Regions from separate parts of the Homo sapiens genome. Here region 2 is linked to region 1. Evidence: chromatin loops called from intact Hi-C (ENCODE). Cell type or tissue: dorsolateral prefrontal cortex. All regions are shown on one strand. Each heading gives the region's core, and the rest is flanking DNA. Links, peaks and the distances in the headings are about the cores only. Region 1 overlaps PTPRD (protein tyrosine phosphatase receptor type D). Region 2 overlaps PTPRD (protein tyrosine phosphatase receptor type D).

Evidence for each region. A loop is a pair of places that touch in the nucleus more often than their neighbours do. Peaks named below come from ENCODE experiments on the same cell type or tissue, not always from the same donor. Only the 100,000 strongest peaks of a DNase experiment are listed, where the experiment ranks them.
Region 2: it touches region 1 in a loop (2.6-fold over the local background); 6 of 110 quality-filtered maps call a loop at or near these places.

The regions. Positions count from the first base shown.
Region 1 is chr9:8,681,858-8,687,244 of GRCh38, forward strand. All of the region lies in intron 12 of PTPRD (protein tyrosine phosphatase receptor type D), which reads right to left. Among named protein-coding and RNA genes, the nearest start is that of PTPRD-AS1, 170 kb to the right of the region's middle. In dorsolateral prefrontal cortex, for the core only: no CTCF peak of the experiment used is centred there; no DNase peak of the experiment used is centred there; H3K27ac peaks cover 4,010 bases.
Region 2 is chr9:8,842,336-8,847,722 of GRCh38, forward strand. All of the region lies in intron 11 of PTPRD (protein tyrosine phosphatase receptor type D), which reads right to left. Among named protein-coding and RNA genes, the nearest start is that of PTPRD-AS1, 13 kb to the right of the region's middle. In dorsolateral prefrontal cortex, for the core only: no CTCF peak of the experiment used is centred there; a DNase peak (open chromatin) is centred at 3,226; H3K4me3 peaks cover 2,381 bases; H3K27ac peaks cover 5,000 bases.

The DNA.
Region 1 (5,387 bases), core at 164-5,163:
TACATAATATCTACTGTTTTCATTATTACATTCTTGGAAACCAGTACATTACTTCAGCTCTAAAAGGTGCTGAACAACCGACTACGGTAGGAGAAGACAATGGAAATCTCCAAAAAGTTCTACAAACATTTCCCACAAAACATGCAAGGATTTTTTTTAAACCCTTAAATATGAAAAATCACTTCATAGCCCACATTTATGAACATATGTACGTAAAAAATTCAATGAGACAGCAAAATAGCGATATAGACACCTTTGTCATTCAGTACAAGCTAACCACACAATGTGCAGAATGTATGTGACTCATCAAAACATAATAAAAATGCATTATGCATTAGGTAAACAACAAATAGTGTTTTTGCACGAGAGAAGTCTAAATAAGAATGTAAATTTATTTATTAAACCTCTTCAATGAGACTTCGACTCCTACCGGGATATACCCATTCTTAGCATGACAAACAAAAACTAACAACAGGAGTTCCCAGGGAGGAAGCCTGAACTTGGGCTTTAAATAATTAACACCTTTCAAAGAAAACATAAATGTTTGGGGGGATACATATCCAAATTACACCAATATCACACGTACCCCCAAAATATGTACTATGTCAATAAGAAATAAATTAAAAACCCCTGTGGTACACAACATATACATTTTTGCAATTAAAAAGAAAACTATATGAAATTATAAAAAACATTTAAAAATAATTAACACCCTTTTTTCCCTTAATTTATGCCTATGGCAATTTGTTGTTAGCAGTTAAGCCAAAATGTTATCCTAGTGTAGCAGGTGATGTACAAAGCTCTTTCTTAAAACATTGAACAGAACATCACATTTAAGGAAAATTAAGGAGGCTGAAATGGGGGAGGTCTGAGTATATTTTCATTAAATATCAAAGATTTAGTAATACTAATTACATGTTTTCTTCCCACTCAGTTAAGTGTATAAAACAGATATTCACTATTTTAGCTCTTCTAATGTAGGCCTATCATAGGTTTTTGCTGTTCCTTTCTGAGTTGTTGTTTATTTTTTTGTAAGCGAGTTTCTGCTGTTGCTATTTTGTTTTCAGTATTTGTTTCAAGCATTCAAGACTATGACTTGCAGGTTTCCCAAAAAAAGTGTCTAAAGGCTTTTAAACCTGGGTTCTAGAGAGATGAGTTTTAACAATAACTCCAACAGTTACCTTAATCACTGCCTTAATAGGTCCACATGATTTTCCACATCTTAACTTTTGTAAGAGGAATATAAAAAAAGAGCAGCAGGCTTGGAAGAAAAGGTGGATCTGGCTTAAGAAGGCATACCACTTTTGAGTGCCACACACAAAGCTGTATTTTCTGCATGTGCTGTGGTGTCTCTCTGAAGGAATTCTCTTCAAATCTGACTTTGCATTCATGATTTGACTGTCAGGTTTGAAAGCAAAATTTATGAAAACATAGGGAGAATATAAGACCCTAAAAGTTAAGCTTCTTTGAAAAATGTTAATTCATAACTTGGATAAGCCTCTCTCTTTCATGGAGACACTCCTTTCTCAAAAAAAAAAAAAAAAGTGTATACATAAGTGAGAGAGAGAGAAAAGGAAATTACAGAGGACATCAGTTGTTTGCAAACAGTTCACTTTTTTCAGGCTGGTTTTAATAAGCCTCCAATTCAGCTCCAACCTGACTCTCAGAACCCACCTCCTCTATATGTCATCAAGGAAAAGGAGGAAGAAATAAAATTTAAAAGTCCTTCTTGCCAGTCCTATGGCAGGTCATATTTTCCAAAGATGCACATATCTCACGCCATAAGGTCTCCTTCCACTAGCAGTGGGGAGTCTATTCCCTCCATTTGAATCTGGGCACAGGGTTGTGACAGCACTGGCCATAGAGTATGCTGGAAGTGATGCTATGTGAGTTCCCAGCTAAGTCGCAAGGAGACACGGCTTCTGCCGACTCTCCTTCTGGCAGTCTTCATTCTGCCTTCTTCCCTTTTCTTCCCCGACCAGAACCAGGAGTCCTGGGCTAAGACGTAAGGGTTCCAACTACTCCGAAGCTGCCATGCTAGAGAGAACTCATCAGGAGACCAAATACAGACAGAAAGGGAGGTGTCTGAGGAGTCCTAACTGTACCAGCAGCGAATGTTCAAGAGGTCCCAACATCAACCAGTGGGCTTGTGAGTAGGTAAGGTCAGAAGACTCCAGCTACCCACCCCTCCTTAGAGTCTTCTCATTGCAGCTAAGATATGGTGGAGCAGCGAAAAGTCATCTCTGCTGCGCCCTATCTGAATTACTAACCTATAGAAATCTGTGATAGTAACAGATGTCTTTTTATAAGCTACCAACGTTTTGTGTCATGTATTATACACATACAGAAGCTGAAACACTCCCAATGTGATTGCCAGCAAACCCAATTCTCTGCAAAATAAAAACAAGTATTATGTCCCAAGAACTATATTTTGTATATCATCACTTCTCCTCACAATGATTTTGTAAGCCATCTCTATTTTACAAATGAGCAATACTGGGCTGGGAGAAGCTAATAAGGTGCTCAATGTCACACAGCTGACAAGTGAACCAAGATTGGAACCCAAGTCCCTCTGACTGCAAACCCCATGATACTCCTCTTTCCTTCAATGATATCCCTCTTTCTTTCCCCTACAAGTTCACACTGCAGAGGAAATCATGTGACTAAGGTCTCAGTTATAGTACTGGGCTCAGTAAAACTAGCCTCACTCATTTCTTCCTTTCCAACTAACCTACACTGAATCCTATCATTTACAGACTAATACACAAATTATAGTAATTTCTATATATGTTGAAAAATAATAAAAGAATGAGGGAGCTATGTTAAGATTGATTAACAGGAAACTATTTACAAGAAGACACCTATTTAGAACAATATTAAGGGTGCCTGCTGTGTTTTGATTTTAAGGGTTACAGATTGCACTTTGACAAAAGTGCTTCTACGAATTATAATTATATTCATTTACTTCCCAATGAATATTTTCATTCAAAGGATTTTACTGCTCTCTGTGGGCATATGATTAATATGCATGTGCTCAAACAATATTCACAAACTTCACAATCCTAGAGAGAGAAAAAACAGTGATCAGCTTTCCCCAGTCCGAGTAAATTGCTTTGAGTGAATTTCTGCACCTGTAAAGATGCTCTTCTGGGGATGGGCTGTGTTTGCATCCGGGGCTGGATGTCAAGATGCCCTTCTGTCCTGATATTTTTCAAGGGCAACAGCATTACATTGTTATTCCAATGGACAGAGCTCATAAAAAGACATCCTTATATTCTGGAGCCTTTAGGAGAAAGCTTTTCTTTGGCAGTGAATGAAAACAAAGGCAAAAGATGAAAGGAACCATCTTTCAAAGGAAACAAAAAGGCCTCTACAAAGAAGTGCATAAATGTAGAAAGCAGAAAAAAAAAAAAGGTACATTATATTTGGCGTGAGAGTAGAGACAAAGCAAGGCCCAATGGAGCAATACTCTTTCTTTACAAATACTGTCAGAATTTTGGGGAAAAAAAAATCATTTTTGAAGGTTCCAGGAACAAAACCAACAGACGAGAGCTTAAAATATACACAGCCACAATGTTTCCATTTTGTTGGAGTTTCAGAAGAACTCCTGTGGGCAAACGCTGCATGTAAAACAGACTGGGTGTGATGTAACTATATCAAGGCAACAAACACATCAGGAACAGTTGGAAACCAGCCAATACTTTGGTTTTATATAATGTCCATCAACTGGTTGGGCTGATTTTTTACCATAAATGGCCTGTTTTAAAACTGACTGAACAGTGGACTTGAATAAATAGTGTACCAAACTAACACCATAGAGAAATATACAGAATCAAAGGTGTTCAAGAATGTCAAGCAACAGCACAGCCACAGAAGAGGTACAGGCCGATATTAATAAACCAAATCTAATCACATTTTCATTTTCCGACTGAAATCTTTCCCAAAGCAGTACCTTTACATACAGTGCTTTTTGTTAAAAATAAATAAATAAAAATAAAATGCCAAACGAGCACTAGGCTCCTCTTTATTATGTCTTTAAAAATAAAAGACTCAAGCCAGATTGGACAGTTTTCTTTGAAATTCTAGTTTCAGCTGCTTTCAGCGGCTCATTTTGAGAAACATCTGTCCAGTCTGGCTCTTGGGGAGATGTTCAAAGACAAGTGTTCTCATCTGAATGCTAAGGGACTCTCCTAAGGGAGTCAACAGTCCTCTGAAAGCAAGCAGAAACTATCAAAACATCTATAACCCTTGAACTTCTTTATCAAGTTCAGTGCACAGCGTACAATATGACTCAATTTCATCTTTAGTAAAAAATAAAGTTTGTCTGCTTCACTGCCACCTTTAAGACATCATGTTGTTTTCATATTAAAAACTTAAAATATTCAGTGACCAATTAATTTGGAGGCAAAATTGGCCAAGTATAAAGTTATGCAGGGGAGAATTCAGATTTGAACACAGCTAACTTGGAATCTGAGTTCATGTACAACATATGTATATACAAACCCACATGTTGCATTTGTGAATGTAGGCACAGAGTGAAAATTCTCCATGTTTAGGTCCACAACACAGAGCCATGTCACGAAGAATTAACACATGTTCTAATTCTCACCAGAAGTGATCCAAATAGGTTAATGAACACCTCCTACATTTCAGATATAATAATATACATTGTCACAACAATTTCATAAAGTAGGTAATAGCTCCATTTTAGAAATAAGTGAAGGGGGGTCAAACAAGCCAAAAATGTGTCCATGTTCACATAGTTGCAACTGGCAAAGCTAGGATCGGAACCAGAGTTATTTTGACTAAGAGGTCCAGAAACTTGGCTCTACCAAGCCACCATCCAAGTAGAAGGTTACCAAATACCAAAATGAGGAAATGGTAAAATATTATCCATGAGTCACTGAAACTACATAATAAAAAGGAAGCCAAAATAAGTTTTGACGCATTTAAAGCTAACTCTCTAAGGCATGGGTTAAAAGTTGAAAGCTAGCTATCAGAAGTTTAATTTTATATTCTCTCAAGTAAGAGAACCAAACAAAAGTAGATCAACCAGACCAAACTTTTAAAACACTTTAACTTCTCTATGAAGCTAATGTGTAAGATATGGTATTTCCCCCGGGGGAGAAGAGCCTGTGTAACATTGCTTTTCACTCTCATGATTGAAAGAAAAATCAATTAAAATTATCCTGGGAGACCTTTCATACCATTCCAAAGAGCCAAGAAAATGCTGGATACATTCTGAATGCAGCAAACACTAGACTCTCCTAAAAAATATTCCACATATATTGTTTGCTAAATCAAATTCAGTCCTTAGATTTTACAGGTTTAAGAGAATCTCTGGAATACATGGCAGAAATCAGAAAAAAAAACAAGCTTATCCTACA
Region 2 (5,387 bases), core at 104-5,103, 160 kb after region 1:
TATTTTTTTTCTGTTTCTAAATATCTTATAATGAGATTATATTACTTTTATGGCTTTGAAATAGATGAATAAAAGTTAGGGTATACAAGGGTAACATCAGTATCCCTTTACAACTGTATTAGAGCAGTACATTAGTACATTAGTAGAACTACCTTTGGTTTGTATTTGATATGGCTGTTCCATTACATCTCTCTAGAAACCTTATACTTAACTCTCACCTAGTGGTAGGGAGACTGTGGAGAGGTAGGGGGTTAAAGTGTTAGGCTCAGTACTGTCTCTACTACTCTGTCTCTCATTCCCACCAAACTGTCAGGGGTGGAGTCTGGAAGTCACTCATCTGGCCCTAGATTTCTTTCAGTGACTTCTAGCAGGTTGTTCTGAGATGTGCTTGTCAGCATTAATTACATGTGACATTGGATTGGCCTGATCTGTGACAAAATTCAAACGCACTATAATAAAGCAAAAGAGCAGGAGGAAAGATGCCAAGGGGAGACTTTGACGGTGTTTCACATCCCCAGGATACCCTTCACATCTCCCTCCTGCTCCGTCGGCCATCCTAACAAAGACACACTTGCTCTGCGCTGCACATGGAGCTTTAAGACAGATCTATCTGCTTTGGACAGCCCAGTCTACACCTGTTGACCCATTAAGAACATCCCCATTCACTCTCACAGCATCCTATTTAGATGTTAAATTACATAATCACCCTACTGAGCCCCCTCTTCCAACTATATTGCCACTCCTTAATTCCTCCCATACAGCTATGCAGTCACAATGGCTGAAGACAAAAATCACTTGGAAAGCAACAGAAAAGACTCCCTGGGAAATCTGAGAGGAAAGGTGGAACTGATAGTACTATATTTGTTCCTTTATTTGATTTCCATGGAAGTGTACTTCACATCGGGCTGGTACAAAATCAAAGAGTTTGTCTGTCATTAGGCAAAATGCACAGAATCTGTTATCAATTCACTTTCCTTGAGAAGGTATTTTTGAAACACAGTATCTTTCACTTACATCTTTCCTGCTAGAGTCAACGAGTATTCTAACTACATAAATGCTGTACACCTTGATTTTATTACATCTGTAACCTTGAAAAGATCAAATGATGTTTCAGAATGATCTGGTAGACTAGGGCTGTCTAATACAACTTAGTGCAACACGGGAAACGTTCTATGTCGGTGCTGGTTCTATATCATGGCCACTAGCTACATGTGGTTATTAACCACTTCAAATGTAGCTAGCATGAATGTGGTTTTAATTACATTTAATTTTAATTAAGTAAAAAGGACAATGGGTTTCTTAAGTTGGAATACTGGGATAAAAAAGATCTGCCTCCCGTTCTCATCTCCTGAGTTTTGATGAGAAATGTCACTAGAATCCTCATCAAGGCAGATACTGTCTACTATGGGATCTTCCTCCCTCAAAGAGCAAGCAAAGGGTTGGCAAGGACCCCATTTCTGCAGTGTAACAAAGACAGTGTCAAGCCCAGAAAGGACTGGCCTTAGGTTCCAAAGACCAAGATGGAGAGGTCAGCTGGAGTAAGAAAGCCTCTTCAATTTTTGGGATCTTAGGTTCCTCAGCAAAACAACATGAGGTTTACTCTCAGGTCCTTTCCAGCACCTTTTGAAAATTTCTAATTGGTATCTGAAAAATGGTCATCACCCATGATGAAGAAGCCAGCATGGCACATTTTACAAGCAGAAATGTGTTTGGTTCTCTCTCATCCAGACGTATGGAAACATAATGTAATCTGTCACTCTAGTACCTAAATATTCCAAAAGAAGAGTTTTATGCTTAAAACATCTAAAAGGTCATTTATTTCCCCTTTATCTACATTATACATAATACCATGTTCATATAGGCTTGTGGATACAATCTTTTATCTATGGATTTGCTTACATCATTATTTCTCTCAACACTAGTTGCAAAGAACATTATTACTGTAAAGCCCTACCACATCCATGGTGTGTCTTTCCTTCTGTATAATGAAAAGATTATTTTGAAAGATTTTCACAATCAGAAAAGGTAACAGGCCTCTTAATATATTTTAAAAAATTGTTAATCACATTTACATTCCTTTTACTAAGCATATTTTTTATTTAATATGAACAATAGTCACTGAGCAGTTTGGTATACTTTTTAAAGGTTTCTATCATTTTTAAAAGCCTTGAAATAAAATATCACTCAAAATGAGGCCAAGATTATGCATATTTTAAAAAATTTCTCATAGAAACTAACCATCTGTACAATAATCCATTGTCTGCTCTACCAAGGTGATTTATTAAGGATAATGAAGCATATGATTTAATAGCTGCCACAAATCCTTTTTCAAGGAAGATGGGTATAAATAATACAAAAAGATGGTCCAATAATAGCCAAATCCCAAGCTAAGAGCTATTCTATATGCTAGGTCACAGGAAATTACATGAGCTCAATTAACTGTGGAGCAAAGTGAAGTGTGGCTAGGCAGCTAAGGCTCTAACCCCCATCTCCTACTTTGGTAGTTGGTGTTATTATTTAATGAAACCAGTAAGCTCTACTATCATGGTGGAATTTGAGTAGCTTTTTTCCACATGACAACATAAAGCTCTCCAATTAAAAATGGACATTACCGGCACAAGTTTTCTAAAATCTTAAAAATCCAGATCTCTAAAATTTGTCAGTGCAAATTATACTTGCACTGACAAGTATAATAGTGCTTTACTCAGCCTTATATTCCCACAGTACTTTGCATTTAGCATAGTTTAATGTCTGGTGCTTTAAAGAATGGATGTATAAATGGGAACACAAGTGAGTGAGTGAATAAAATGAGGTCTCTAAAATCCTTGCAGGAAAAAAAAACAAAAACAAAAAAAAACACACAATTCTGTGTTCCTCTGAGACCTGGTCCTAACAGTTAACACCACTTATACTTTTGAAAAAGTTTGCAAGGCCAGTTGTCAAGAGGTTATCTCCTTTGATGGCAAAGCTTTCCTTCAGTCAGTGTCCTATAAAGAAAAAAAGTCGCCAAATCGTACATGTCATTTGAATACAGTATTTAAATATTAGCTCTTGGTTGCAACCTGACATACTCCTCTCCTGGCTAGCTCTGGCGATATTCAAGACTTTACAAGGCCCTGTGAAATCAGTGAGGCAAATTTCTAACAATAGGAAATACAAGCCATCAAATATGCCAGCTGTTTGGCATGAAAGACAGCCTGGCTGTGCCTTACAGGCATGGCACAGCCATTCACTGATAAGCTGGCACAGCCAATCCTGTCCCATGCCACCCAGCAAGTACATCAAAAACAAGATTAGATACTGCAAATCCTAGTGTCTAAGTAACACTGGGTTTCAGAAAATGTCCACAGCTCAACATAAACAAGAGGCCCATGTGTGAGACATACGTCACTTTCCCCCAAAAAAAGTGTGTGCTTCACCAGGCACATTTACCACCAGCATATTTTCCCACTGCAGTTCCTACGGCTCTTGCTCTTGTGAGTCTGGCTTGCCAGAACCGAGATCAATTTTATTAGATACCATTAGTCTCTGTTAGGGCGGTCATTTGAATAACAACAGATTGGCAAGTATAAAACCAAGGCACCTGTTGTACATTTGGCAGCCTGGATGAGGCCCCTTAAAACGAAAACAAATAAGAACTATAATCATGCCAGGCAATTGCTTTTGGTTCAATAATGGCCATGTGTCAGAATTAAGTGCATCTGGGAATTGCTACCACAGCCAGATGTAAAGGCAGATTTGTCTTGTCTAGTGGCATATGAGTAGATACACACACTCTACTGAGATTTGGCTTTGTCCTGGTTTGGTAAGGAACTAGGTAAATGAAACTTCACTCAAAATAATATAAAATTAAAATTAATTACAGAGGAGCAATAGACAATACCATCGTAAACTGTAGAACCTAAACAGATGGGTTGTAAGATTTGGGCCGTGAACTAATTCACCTCTGAGTTTTCTGGGCACACTAATTTGTTTACAGAATACTCAACGATAACATCCCAATATTACTATTGCACCGAGCCAGGCCATGTAGTAGGAGCTGGAGATGTCACTGGGAATAAGACATGGACATTGGCTTCCAGGTACTCCTAATAAAACAGAGTAAAAATAAGCAATTACAATGCATTATGATAGACACTATATGTAGAATTTATTCGGTATTCTTTTAGTGCCCAGAGAAAGGTACCCAGACTTGGGAGGAGGGAAATTTTCTAGGAAGAGTTGTCAGCTAAGCTATGCCCTGAAGGAAGAAAAAAATCAGGCAAAAATGGAAGGGTTGGGGACATTCCAAATGGAAGAGAGAGAGCATGCTCAAAATTACAGTAGAAAGAGTCAATGTGGTACATCTGGGAAACAGCAAATACTTTAGTATGGCTCAAGTGTGTGTGTGTTAGGGATGGAAGGAGTGGGGAAGAGAAAATGAATATGAGTATGGCAAGGTGGCAAGAGACAAAGCAGAGGAAAGGACATCAAAGGCCAGGTGCCTTTTGGTAAGGAATATTTCATGCTTTTTACAGACAGAAACAGGGAGCCACTGAAATATTTGAAAGCAAGGAATGACGTGATCAGATTTGAGTTTCTTAAAGATCATGCTGGCTGCAGAGCACAGAAGCAACTACGGTGAGGTCAAAACCAAACACAAGGAGACTGCACCCCAAGCATGAGAAGATGGGGGCCTTTCAACAGATGATACCTAATAACATGAAAAGACAGTGAATAATTTGGTGGAAAGGAAGTTAGTATCTATTTTGGTATCCTCGATATAATACAAGTGTAACTGAGAGAAAACAGATTTTGAATGATAAAATTCAAAATTGAAATTAATATTTTCCTAAAATATTTTTTTTTTGGTACATATAAATCAAATTCAGGTCGAGTCTGTTAAATAGTAAAAGTCGGATTAAAATAAACATAAGCAGTCCTTTCTTAAATCAGTAACTGAATATACATAACAGTATTTATTAAACTTATCATTCTTAATTTATAAGTATTATTTTAAAATGTGTATTGATAACCTAACTATAAAAAAAACCCTTGCTACATATTACCTAAAAAAGTACACCCTGCTTCATGCTTCTAGGAAGTTATGTTTATAGATTAACTGGTAGAAAAACATATGGCTAAATAGGCCAGTGTATGCATGTGAGAAGCATTTTAGAAACCTGGGCAAAGAAGACTTAATTGTTCAGATATCATGAAAGCCATAAAAGACCGAGTAATTTTCCATGTAACTTTATTTTATGTATCATGTCTGATTTAAAACTTCGGGGTACCTTCTTGTCAGAGAAAAAATAATTTTCCAAATCATCAAACAAATATAAGATCCTGTATTTTATTATTTATAAAATCATAATCAGAAATAGTTCTCTGAGGACTTACAGACAAGG